Regions from separate parts of the Homo sapiens genome. Here region 2 is linked to region 1. A link is an interaction called in ENCODE POLR2A ChIA-PET data of the cell type or tissue named here. Cell type or tissue: GM12878. All regions are shown on one strand. Links, peaks and the distances in the headings refer to the core of each region. The heading gives the core; the rest is flanking DNA.

The links. Peaks named below come from ENCODE experiments on the same cell type or tissue, not always from the same donor. Only the 100,000 strongest peaks of a DNase experiment are listed, where the experiment ranks them.
Region 2: POLR2A ChIA-PET joins it to region 1 with 9 read pairs; 1 of 35 experiments calls an interaction of 5 or more read pairs at or near these places.

What each region holds. Positions count from the first base shown.
Region 1 is chr12:122,816,987-122,822,360 of GRCh38, reverse strand. All of the region lies in intron 11 of CCDC62 (coiled-coil domain containing 62), which reads right to left. Among named protein-coding and RNA genes, the nearest start is that of HIP1R, 16 kb to the left of the region's middle. In GM12878, for the core only: no CTCF peak of the experiment used is centred there; no DNase peak of the experiment used is centred there; H3K4me3 peaks cover 310 bases.
Region 2 is chr12:122,404,664-122,410,037 of GRCh38, reverse strand. All of the region lies in intron 1 of CLIP1 (CAP-Gly domain containing linker protein 1), which reads left to right. Among named protein-coding and RNA genes, the nearest start is that of CLIP1-AS1, 12 kb to the right of the region's middle. In GM12878, for the core only: no CTCF peak of the experiment used is centred there; no DNase peak of the experiment used is centred there; H3K27ac peaks cover 436 bases.

The DNA.
Region 1 (5,374 bases), core at 249-5,248:
AGGCCGAGGCAGGCGGATCACAAGGTCAAGAGCTCGAGACCATCCTGGCCAACATGGTGAAACCCTGTCTCTACTAAAAAGACGAAAATTAGCTGGGCGTGGTGGCACGCGCCTGTAGTCCCAGCGACTTGGGAGGCTGAAAGGCAGGAGAATCGCTTGAACCTGGGAGGTGGAGGTTGTAGTGAGCCAAGATCACGACACTGCACTCCAGCTTGGTGACAAGAGTGACATTCTGTCTCAAAAAAAAAAAAAAAAAAGATAAATAATGTCGTGTGTGTGTGTGTGTGTGTGTGTGTGTGTTTAAATTTATAGAGACAGGGTCTCCCATTGTTGCCCATTCCTGGCTTCACGTGATCCTCCTGCCTCAGCCTCCCAAAGGGCTAGGATTACAGGTGTGAGCCATTGTGCCCAGCCAATAATAATGTATGATATATTTCAAAATTGTTAAATGAATCGGTTCTAAATCTTTCCACTACAAAGACATGATAAGTATGTGAGGTGATAGATACACAGCTGGTTTAGTCATTCTACTATGTTATATACATATTATAACATTGCACTATACACTGTAAATATATACAATTATTATTTGTCAATTTAAAAAAGACCATAGTGGCTACGCACAGTGGCTCACGCCTGCAATCCCAGCACTTTGGGAGGCTGAGGTGGGAGGATCTCTTGAGCCCAGGAGTTTGAGACCAGCCTAGGCAACACGGGGAGACAAAAAATACACTTAAAAAAAAATTAGCCAGGCATGGTGACAAACACCTGTACTCCCAGATATTCAGGAGGCTGAAGTGGGAGGACCGCTGGAGCCTGGGAGTTTGAGGCAGAAGTGAGCCATGATCGTGCCACTGCACTCTAGCCTGAGCGAGAGAGTGACACCCTGTCTCAGAAAATAATAAATAAATAAGACCTTAGGGAATGAATAAAATATAATGAAGTGACTGCATACAATTGCCATCCATCCATCCAACAAAGGCTTCTTGACTTCCCATTCATGTGTGGGGTCCCCTTTGTCTCTAATCTGGAAGGACTTCTCTGTCTGCTTCACCATGTGTGTTACAGCTAAACGCTGGCCATCAGCTAATGCCCAGATATAACTGGCTCGCTGTCAGTCCTAACACAGGCACCGATCCAGTGAGCCCTCAGTGAGCCGTGTTGAAAACAGTGGTCAGTAGTTAAGCATCGGCAACTCTAAGTGCCTCGTTAGCCTTCTTAGGTGTCTGGGTGGGGAAAAGAGGAAGAAGGGGAGTGGAGAGGTAAGGGGGAGGAATGAAGGGGAGATGATGCCTGGAAAGACCCCAGTGCATTCCGTGGTGACCCCTGGCTTGCAGGTGAGCCCACCTCCTCACCTCCCCCTGCCTGTGTGGCCTGCATTCCAGCCACCCCGGGATCCCTCACAGTTCCTCAGGGGCACCCAAGGGTGCTTCCAGTCCTCTGTGCTTTTACTCATGCTGCTTCCTCTCTATGCAAATTGCCCATGTATTTTACCATCTGATTTTTTTTTTTTTTTTTTTGAGACAGAGTCTTGCTCTGTTGCCCAGGCTGGAGTGCAGTGGCGTGATCTCGGCTCACTGCAACCTCCGCCACCTGGGTTCAAGCGATTCTAGTGCCTCAGCCTCTCGAGTAGCTGGGATTACGGCACGCCACCATGCCCGGGTAATTTTTGTATTTTTAGTAGAGAGGGGGTTTTACCTTGTTGGCTAGGCTGGTCTGGAACTCCTGCCCTCAGGTGATCTGCCTGCCTGGGCCTCCCAAAGTGCTGGGATTACAGGCGTGAACCACCGTGCCTTGCTACCATGCTATGTATTTTCTCTTATTCGTTTAAAAACTTCATTCTGAAAGGGATCTGCAGGCTTTATCAGCCTGCCACGAGAAAGGCCAAGAGCCCCGACAGGTAACACCAACCATCTCAAGCCAGCAATCAGGACGGCCAGGCCCACACAGCAGGCACAAGTCCAAGCTCAGTTTATGGTAGGGTCCGCTCCTCACCCCTACCCTCCAGGCAAGGAGGAAGCCCGCCATGAGGCAATGTGCTCAGCTGTGCGCTTCCCCTTACTCTAACTCCTTTTTTCTCCTTTGTCTATTTTTAAATTATTGGAGTTTTTCTTGAATAGTTTAAAAATCAAAATAATAAAAACAGGTATAAACTGAGAAGTCCCGCTTCTGCCTCATCCCTCATGCCTCCTATTGGTAAAATTTATATCATCTTTCCACTGTGTCTTTGTGCAAATATATATTCTTATTTCCATCCTCTTTCTTTTCTTCTTCTTCTTTTTTTTTTTTTTTTTTTTTTGAGACAGGATCTTGCTGTATCGCTCAGGCTGGAATACAGTTGCTCAATCACAGCTCACTGCAGCCTCAAATTCCTGGGCTCAAGCAATCCTCCTGTCCCAGCCTCCCGAGTGCCTGGGACTACAAGTGTGCACCACCATGCCCCGCTAATGTTTTTAAAAACCTTTTTTTGTAGAGACAGGGCCTAGCTATGTTGCCCAGGCTGGTCTCGAACTCCTGGGCTCAAGCAATCCTCCCACCTTGGCCTCCCAAAGTGGTGGGATTACAGGTGTGAGCCACTGCTCCTGGCCCTCTCCTTATGTATGTGGAATGCCATATGAACCTTCAGTATCTTGCACGTTTCTCACTTAGCAATATATCTGGAAATATTTCCACATACTAGAGCACCTCATTCTGTTCTATGTCTGCTCAGAACTCCACCGTGTGGGTGGACCACAGCTTATTCCCTCGGTTCCCTTTTGCTGGACACTGGGTGGGTGGCCTCCTATCATTTGCTATTGTAAAGCAATGCTGCAAAGAAACACGTGTGCCTATGCCATTTCATACACATGCAGAAGTATCTGTGGGAGAGATTCCCAAAGTGACACTGCATTGTCAAAGCGTCAGTTCTTCAGTGATTTTTAGAAAACATTGCCAATTTCCCCAACAGGAGGACTGAATCATTGCCTGCTCCCTGGCAACGTGGGAGAGTGCCTGTCTCACAGCAAGGCTCTGAATTGCGACCCTTGTCTGTAGCGACAGATGGCAAAGCCCTGGAGAAGCAGACACGCTGCTCAGAACTTTACCCTGCTTCCTTATTGCAGAAATTAAGAATTTTTAAACAAAATTATTTGCTTTTTCGGTACCTAGCTGTACTCAGTACAAAGGCATGGGGGGAGGAGTTTGTAAAGCGTGTTGCCAGGTAAATCCCTGTTATTTAAATTCTGTCTTCCCAATATCTCTAGAATCAGTTAATGCACCAGAAAATGTATGATATCTGGAGCCAACAGTTTTTCCAATTAAATGATTTTCTGATTCTAGCTGTACTTTGTTGACTAAAGAGATTCGGTCATTTTTCCCTTCCTGTAAAATGTAAGGTTGGAATTAGATATCTCTTCTGGATCTTTCTAGCTCAAACACTCTGAAAAAAATATATTTTTTGAGACAGGGTCTTGCTCTGTTGCCCAGGCTGGAGTGCAATGGTGTGATCGTGGTTCACTGTAGCCTCGAACTCCTGGGCTCAAAGTCATGATCCTCCTACCTCAGCCTCCTGAGTAGCTGGAACTATAGGCGTGAGCCACTACACTTGGCTAATTTTTATTTTTTAGCAATGGGGTCTCACTATCTTGCCCAGGCTGGTCTCGAACTCCCAGGCTCAAGCAATCCTCCTGTGTGGTCCTCCCAAAGAGCTAGGATTACAGGTGTGAGTCACTGCACCCAGCTAATTTTATTTTATTTTTCTTAGACAGTGTCCCACTCTATGGCCCAAGCTGGAGTACAGTGGTGTGATCATAGCTCACTGTAGCCTTGACCTCATGCTCAAGCGATCCTCCCCCCTCAACCTCCCAAGTACCCAGGACTACAGTCATGGGTCACCACGTCCAGTTAATTTTTTTTTTTTTTTTTTTTTTGAGACAGAGTCTCGCTATGTCACCCAGGCTGGAGTGCAGTGGCACGATCTTGGCTCACTGCAAGCTCCGCCTCATGGGTTTACACCATTCTCCTGCCTCAGCCTTTCAAGTAGCCGGGACTACAGGCGCCCGCCACCACGCCCAGCTAATTTTTTTGTATTTTTAGTGGAGATGGGGTTTCACCGTGTTAGACAGGATGGTCTTGATCTCCTGACCTCATGATCCGCCTGCCTCGGCCTCCCAAAGTGCTGGGATTACAGGCGTGAGCCACCGCGCCTGGCCACATCCAGCTAATTTTTGAATTTTTTGTAGAGACAAAGTCTTGGTATGTTGCCCCAGCAGAACTTGAACTCCTGCCCTCAAGTGATCCTCCCACCTCGGCCTCCCAAAGTGCTGGGATTATAGGTGTGAGCCACTGCACCTGGCCAGCTTTTTCTTTTTTCTGCATGTTCCTGTCAGTTCCATTCAAGGTAGGCCCTGAGACCGCCTGTGGCAGATGCTGGGTGCTGCAGCCAGGGTGCCAAGGTGGAGAAGGGTCCTGAGGCGTTCACAGTGAGCAGGAGTCATGGACGCAGTCACCTGTTGGCTACCTGACGTGCACTCTGATGGAGGCAGATACACACACACACACGCATGCATGCACACACACACATGTGCAGGCACACACACACAGAGCTACACTAGCAGGACAAAAATGAGGGAGTGATTGATTATATCTCAGGAATTTGACATAAAACCCTAACAAAGAGGTTGAGAGAACAACCTGAAGCCACGAGGACAAGGAGGAGACATCTGTTGCTATAATGCTTGTTTGGAAAACGTGAATTTGGGCCAGGCATAGTGGCTCACGCCTGTAATCCCAGCACATTGGGAGGCCAAGTTGGGAGGATCACTTGAGGTCAGGAGTTTGAGACCAGCCTGGCCAACATGGTGAAACTCTGTCTACTAAAAATACAAAAAATTAACCAGGCATGGTGGCTCACACCTGTAATCCCAGCTACTCAGGAGGCTGAGGCAAGAGAATCGCTTGAACCCAGGAAGTGGAGGAAAGAGTGAAACTCCATCTCAAAAATAAAATAAAAATAAAAAAATAGGCCAGGCATGGTGGCTCATGCCTGTAATCCCAGCACTTTGGGAGGCCGAGGCGGGTGGATCACAAGGTCAGGAGATCAAGACCATCCTGGCTAGCATGGTGAAACCCCATCTCTACTAAAAATCCAAAAAAAAAAAAAAATTAGCTAGGCGTGGTGGCGGGTGCCTGTAGTCCCAGCTACTTGGGAGGCTGGGGCAGGAGAATAGTGTGAACCCGGAAGGTGGAGCTTGCAGTGAGCCAAGATCATACCACTGCACTCCAGCCTGGGTGACAGAGCAAGACTCTGTCTCAAAACAATAAATAAATAAATAAATAAAATTTAAAAATAAAAATAAACTGGCATGTAATCTTTATTCCATCAAAGTTCATGGAT
Region 2 (5,374 bases), core at 311-5,310, 410 kb after region 1:
TTAGCCAGGCATGGTGACAGGCGCCTGTAGTCCCAGCTACTCGGGAGGCTGAGGCAGGAGAATGGCGTGAACCCAGGAGGCGGAGCTTTCAGTGAGCCGAGATCTCACCACTGCACTCCAGCCTGGGTGACAGAGCAAGACTCAGTCTCAAAAAAAAAAAAAATAAAAATAACAAACACTGAAGTTAGATTTTAAAATCCAAATGAGGCCGGGCGCGGTGGCCCACGCCTGTCATCTTAGCACTTTGGGAGGCCAAGGTGGGTAGATCACCTGAGGTCAGGAGTTCGAGACCAGCCTGGCCAACATGGTGAAAGCCTGTCTCTACTAAAAATACAAAAACTAGCTGGGGGTGGTGGCAGGGGCCTGTAATCCCAGCTACTCGGGAGGCTGATGCAGGAGAATCGCTTGAACCTGGGAGGCAGAGGTTGCAGTGAGCTGAGATTGAGCCACTGCACTCCAACCTGGGCAACAGAGTGAGACTCTGTCTTGAAAAAAATTAAAATCCAAATGAAACCAATTCCTAGTTTCCACTTACAGCATCTAAGGTGGTTGTACAGAAACTATCTTATGGATTTGTGAGTAAATTTAGTAGACTGCTTCTCTTGAAATATAGGCTGGGCGTGGTGGCTCGTGCCTGTAATCCCAGCACTTTGGGAAGCCAAGGTGGGCAGATCACTTGAGGCCAGGAGTTTGAGACCAGCCTAGCCAACATGGTGAAACCCTGTCTCTACTAAAAATATAAAAATTAGCTGGGCGTGGTTGCGCATGCCTGTAATCCCAGCTACTCCAGAGGCTGAGGCGGAAGAATCGCTTGAACCTGGGTGGCAGTGGTTGCAGTGAACTGAGATCATGCCACTGTATTCCAGCCTGGGCAACAGAGCAAGACTCCATCTCAAAAAAAAAGAAAAAGAAAAGAAAAATATTATAGGCTGGGCGTGGTAACTCATGCCTGTAATCCCAGCACTCTGGGAGGCCAAGGCGGGCGGATCACCCGAGGCCAGGAGTTTGAGACCAGCCTGGCCAACATGGTGAAACCCTGTCTCTACAAAAATATAAAGATTAGCCGGGCATGGTTGTGCAGACCTGTAATCCTGGCTACTTGGGAGGCTGACGCAGGAGAATCACTTGAGCCTGGGAGGCGGAGGTTGCAGTGAGCCAAGATCGTGCCACCCTGGGTGACAGAGTGGAGACTCCATCTCAAAAAAATAATAAACAATAAAAAAAATATCAAGGTGCCCTGTAGTATTGTGAAAATAGAAACGTGGTTATAGGCCGGGCACAGTGGCTCATGCCTTTAATTCCAACACTTTGGGAGGCTGAGGCAGGAGGATCTCTTGAGCCCAGGAGTTCAAGACCAGCCTGGGCAACATAGTCTCTTAAAAACAGAATAGGCTGGGCGCGGTAGCTCACACCTGTAATCCCAGCACTTTGGGAGGCCGAGGTGGGTGGATCACGAGGTCAGGAGATCGAGACCATCCTGGCTAACACGGTGAAACCCTGTCTCCACTAAAAATACAAAAAATTAGCCTGGTGTGGTGGCAGGCGCCTGTAGTCCCAGCTACTCGGGAGGCTGAGGCAGAAGAATGGCGTGAACCTGGGAGGTAGAGGTTGCAGTGAGCTGAGATTGCACCACTGCACTCCAGCCTGGGCGACAGAGTGAGACTCCATCTCAAAAAAATATATAATAAAAAATAAAGAAATGTCTCAAAAAAATGTGGTTATTTGTCCATTGTCTCTCAAGACCTATAGCAACTATTAAACTTGCTCATTTGCAAAATAAAAACAAGAACCTTTTTTTTTTTTTTTTTGAGACGGAGTATCATTCTTATCGTCTAGGCCAGAGTGCAATGGTGTGAGCTCTGTAACCTCCGTCTCCCGGGTTCAAGTGATTGTCCTGCCTCAGCCTCCTGAGTAGCTGGGATTACAGGTGCCCGCCACCATGCCTGGCTAATTTTTGTATTTTTAGTAGAGATGGGGTTTCGCCATGTTAGTCAGGCTGGTCTTGAACTCCTGACCTCAGGTGATTTGCCTCGGCCTCCCAAAGTGCTGGCATTACAGGCAAGAAAGCTTTTATGAAAAGAAAAAAACCCAATCCAATATGAAAGACCTTGATTCTTCTAGGAGTTGTCTTTGTACCCTTTTCTTGTTCAGAGCAGTTTTGGTATGCTTTTGCTTTTGGTGTGGGCCATGTCTGACTGTTTAAGGGGCAGGCAACAATATGCCAACTTTTTTCCTTTGTGAAGAATGGAAAGGGAAATCAATTCTTTTTTTTTTTTTTTTTTTTTTTTTGAGACAGGGTCTCACCAAAAACCCTCCTTGTAGCACGTGTTCTCACTCTGTCTCAAGAAAAAAAAAAAACTCATCCAGGCTGGAGTGCAGTGGCACAATCACAGCTCACTGCAGCTTCAATCTCCTGGGCTCAGGTGATCCTCCTTCAGCCTCCCAGATAGCCTGGACTGCAGGCACGCGACACCATACCTGGCTAATTTTTTGTAGAGATGGAGTTTTGCCGTGTTGCCCAGGCTGGTTTTGAACTCCTGGGCTCAAGTGATCTTCCTGCCTCAGCCTCCCAAAGTGCTGAGATTGCAGGTGTGAACCACCTTGGCTGGGGAGGTCAGTTTTAACTTGCCTTGAGATTGACTCTTTGATCTCACTGCTGTATATAATAATTTAGAAACATTTATTCATCAGTTTACATTAGGGTCAGGAGCCTGGAGATTGGGGTTTTAGTCCTAGACTGTTAAGTAAGTATGACCTTGACAAGTGATTTCACTTTTTAGAATCAGTTTTCTTGTTGGTAAAATGAGAGAGTTGAACTAGATTGCTACAGTCTCTTCTGATTCTAACATTTTATGATGCTATATTAAGCACATTGCTTCTTTTTACACGTTAGTATAATTGACTGCTGCCGACCCATTAAGTAAGTTCTTCTGGGAGATACTAGAGAGGCCTAGTAATTTCAGCCCCTTTTAAGATCTGTGTCTTAAGCTAGTGGTATGTGTTAGAGTTACAAAGTCACAGGAATTTTGTAGAATTTTGTGTAAATGAACAAAATAACTCAAATTATTCAGCTTTCCATGTTCCCTTAAAACATTTTTTTTTTTTTTTGCAGATGGAGGAACATTGGGAGGCTCTTTATTTTCTGCGTGCTAAGTAGTAGGAATATAAATCTGCACTCAGACTGAGCTGTGCAAAGGCATTCATAATTGCAGGCAGTTGCATCAGAGCTCAGAGTTCCATCTCTAAAAAAAACATTGTCTTATGCCCCAACCTTCTCCCTGGGTTAGTTTTTAATCCTGTCCTTCCTTTTTAAAACTTCTCTAGGTACAACTTGTATTCTGTACTATGTCATACACACCTTAAGTTTTAAATACATATAATTTTCTTAAGCACAGAATAATTTTTCAAAGGGGTATGTCTACTCTTGACTTTGGAAAGATACCATAAACTTTGTATTTACTGTCAGTGTCTTATTGTGTGATATTCTCAAATCAACACTTAAGGTTAGCAGGCTAATTTTATAAATTGCTCTGTAAGGTTTGTCTCAGTTAGAAATTGGAAATAAAACTTCCTTGTAGCTCCTTTTGAATTAAGGGGCCAGTTAATTTTCTGATACTTACTGACTTGTGTCAGTCCTTTAGTGTCTGAATGGGCTTTTCACATTGATCCATTTATTTTTACTTGTTTGAGACAAGGTCTCACTCTGTGGGACCACAGGCACGCACCACCACGCCTGGCTAATTTTTGTATTTTTTGCAGAGACAGGGTTTCGCCATGTTTCCTAGGATGATCTCAAACTCCTGAGCTCAAAACTATCTGCCCACCTTGGCCTCCCAAAGTGTTGGGATTATGGGCGTGAGCCACTGAGCTGGCCGGCATTGACCTTTTAAATAAACAGTGATTACAATATTTACTCATCTTTCGTACTTTATCCTTAAAGATATGCTGTTTGCTTCCCGCCCCCCATCCCCCAGATGGAGTCTTGCTCTGTCACCCAGGCTGGAGTGCAGTGGTGCCATCTAGGCTCACTGCAACCTCTGCCTCCCGGATTCAAGCGATTCTCCTGCCTCAGCCTTCTGAGTAGCTGGGATTACCGGAGCTGCCGCCATGCCCGGCTAATTTTTGCATTTTAGTAGAGAGGGGGTTTCACCAAGTTGGCCAGGCTGGTCTTGAACGTCTGACCTCAGGTGATCCGCTCGCCTTGTCCTCCCAAAGTGCTGGGATTACGGCCGTGAGCAACCACACCCGGCTGCTGTTTCCTTTTTGTTTTTTTTTTTGAGATAGTGTGGTGGCATGATCTCTGCTCACTGCAACCTCTGCCTCCCTTGCTCAAGTGATTCTCTTGTCTCAGCCTCCCGAGTAGCTGGGATTATAGGTGTGTACCACCACACCTGGCTAATTTTTGTATTTTAGTAAAGATGGGGTTTTGCCATGTTGGCCAGGCTGGTCTTGAACTCTTCACCTCAGGTGATCTATCCGCCTTGGCCTCCCAAAGTGCTGGGATTACAGGTGTGAGCCACCGCGCCTGGCTGCTATTTGCTTTTTTAATCTTTGTGTTAATTTTAAAGCTGAGTCTGGCCTATTTAAAAAGTTATATATAATATATCGTGTATGAAGCATACATAAATACCCACATACTTAGAGAAATATCAGTGAAAATAGATCTTAGTGGTCCTAGCACAGTAAAGTGACAAAAGACTAAAAAAAACCTAGAGTTACGGCTCCTGGAATCCTTCTGACTTTTTTGACCATAGTACTTGCGAGAACGCGTCCCTTGTGAATCTAGGCAATGACGGCAACAGGAGCCATGCAGCAGTGACAGAACGTCTCATGGGATTACACAGGGGATGCAGATCAGTGAAGAAATATTGGTGCTTATAAATAGTCATGACAGGAATGGAAAAAAGGACAGGCTGAGTGACTTTAATATTCAATAAAACAAGTAATCTCATGTGAAAGGCATGTGTTTTTGAAGATGATGGAATGCTCTTATTCTGACACCTGACTCTAGAGGTGGTTTAAGTCAGTCCTATAGACAAGGCAGTGAACTTGATGGGGATATGTGGAACTGAATGGAAGAATGGAAGTGTGAACACATGGCACCATGTTGGTTTTTTTTTGTTTTGTTTTTTTTTTTTGAGATGGAGTCTCGCTCTGTCACCCGGGCTGGAGTGCAGTGGCGCGATCTTGGCTCACTGCAACCTCCGCCTCCCGGGTTCACACCATTCTGCCTCAGCCTCCTGAGTTGTTGGGACTACAGGCGCCCGCCACCATGCCAGGCTAATTTTTTTTTTTTGTATTTTTATTAGAGACAGGGTTTCACTGTGTTAGCCAGGATGGTCTTGATGGATCCGACCTCGTGATCCACCTGCCT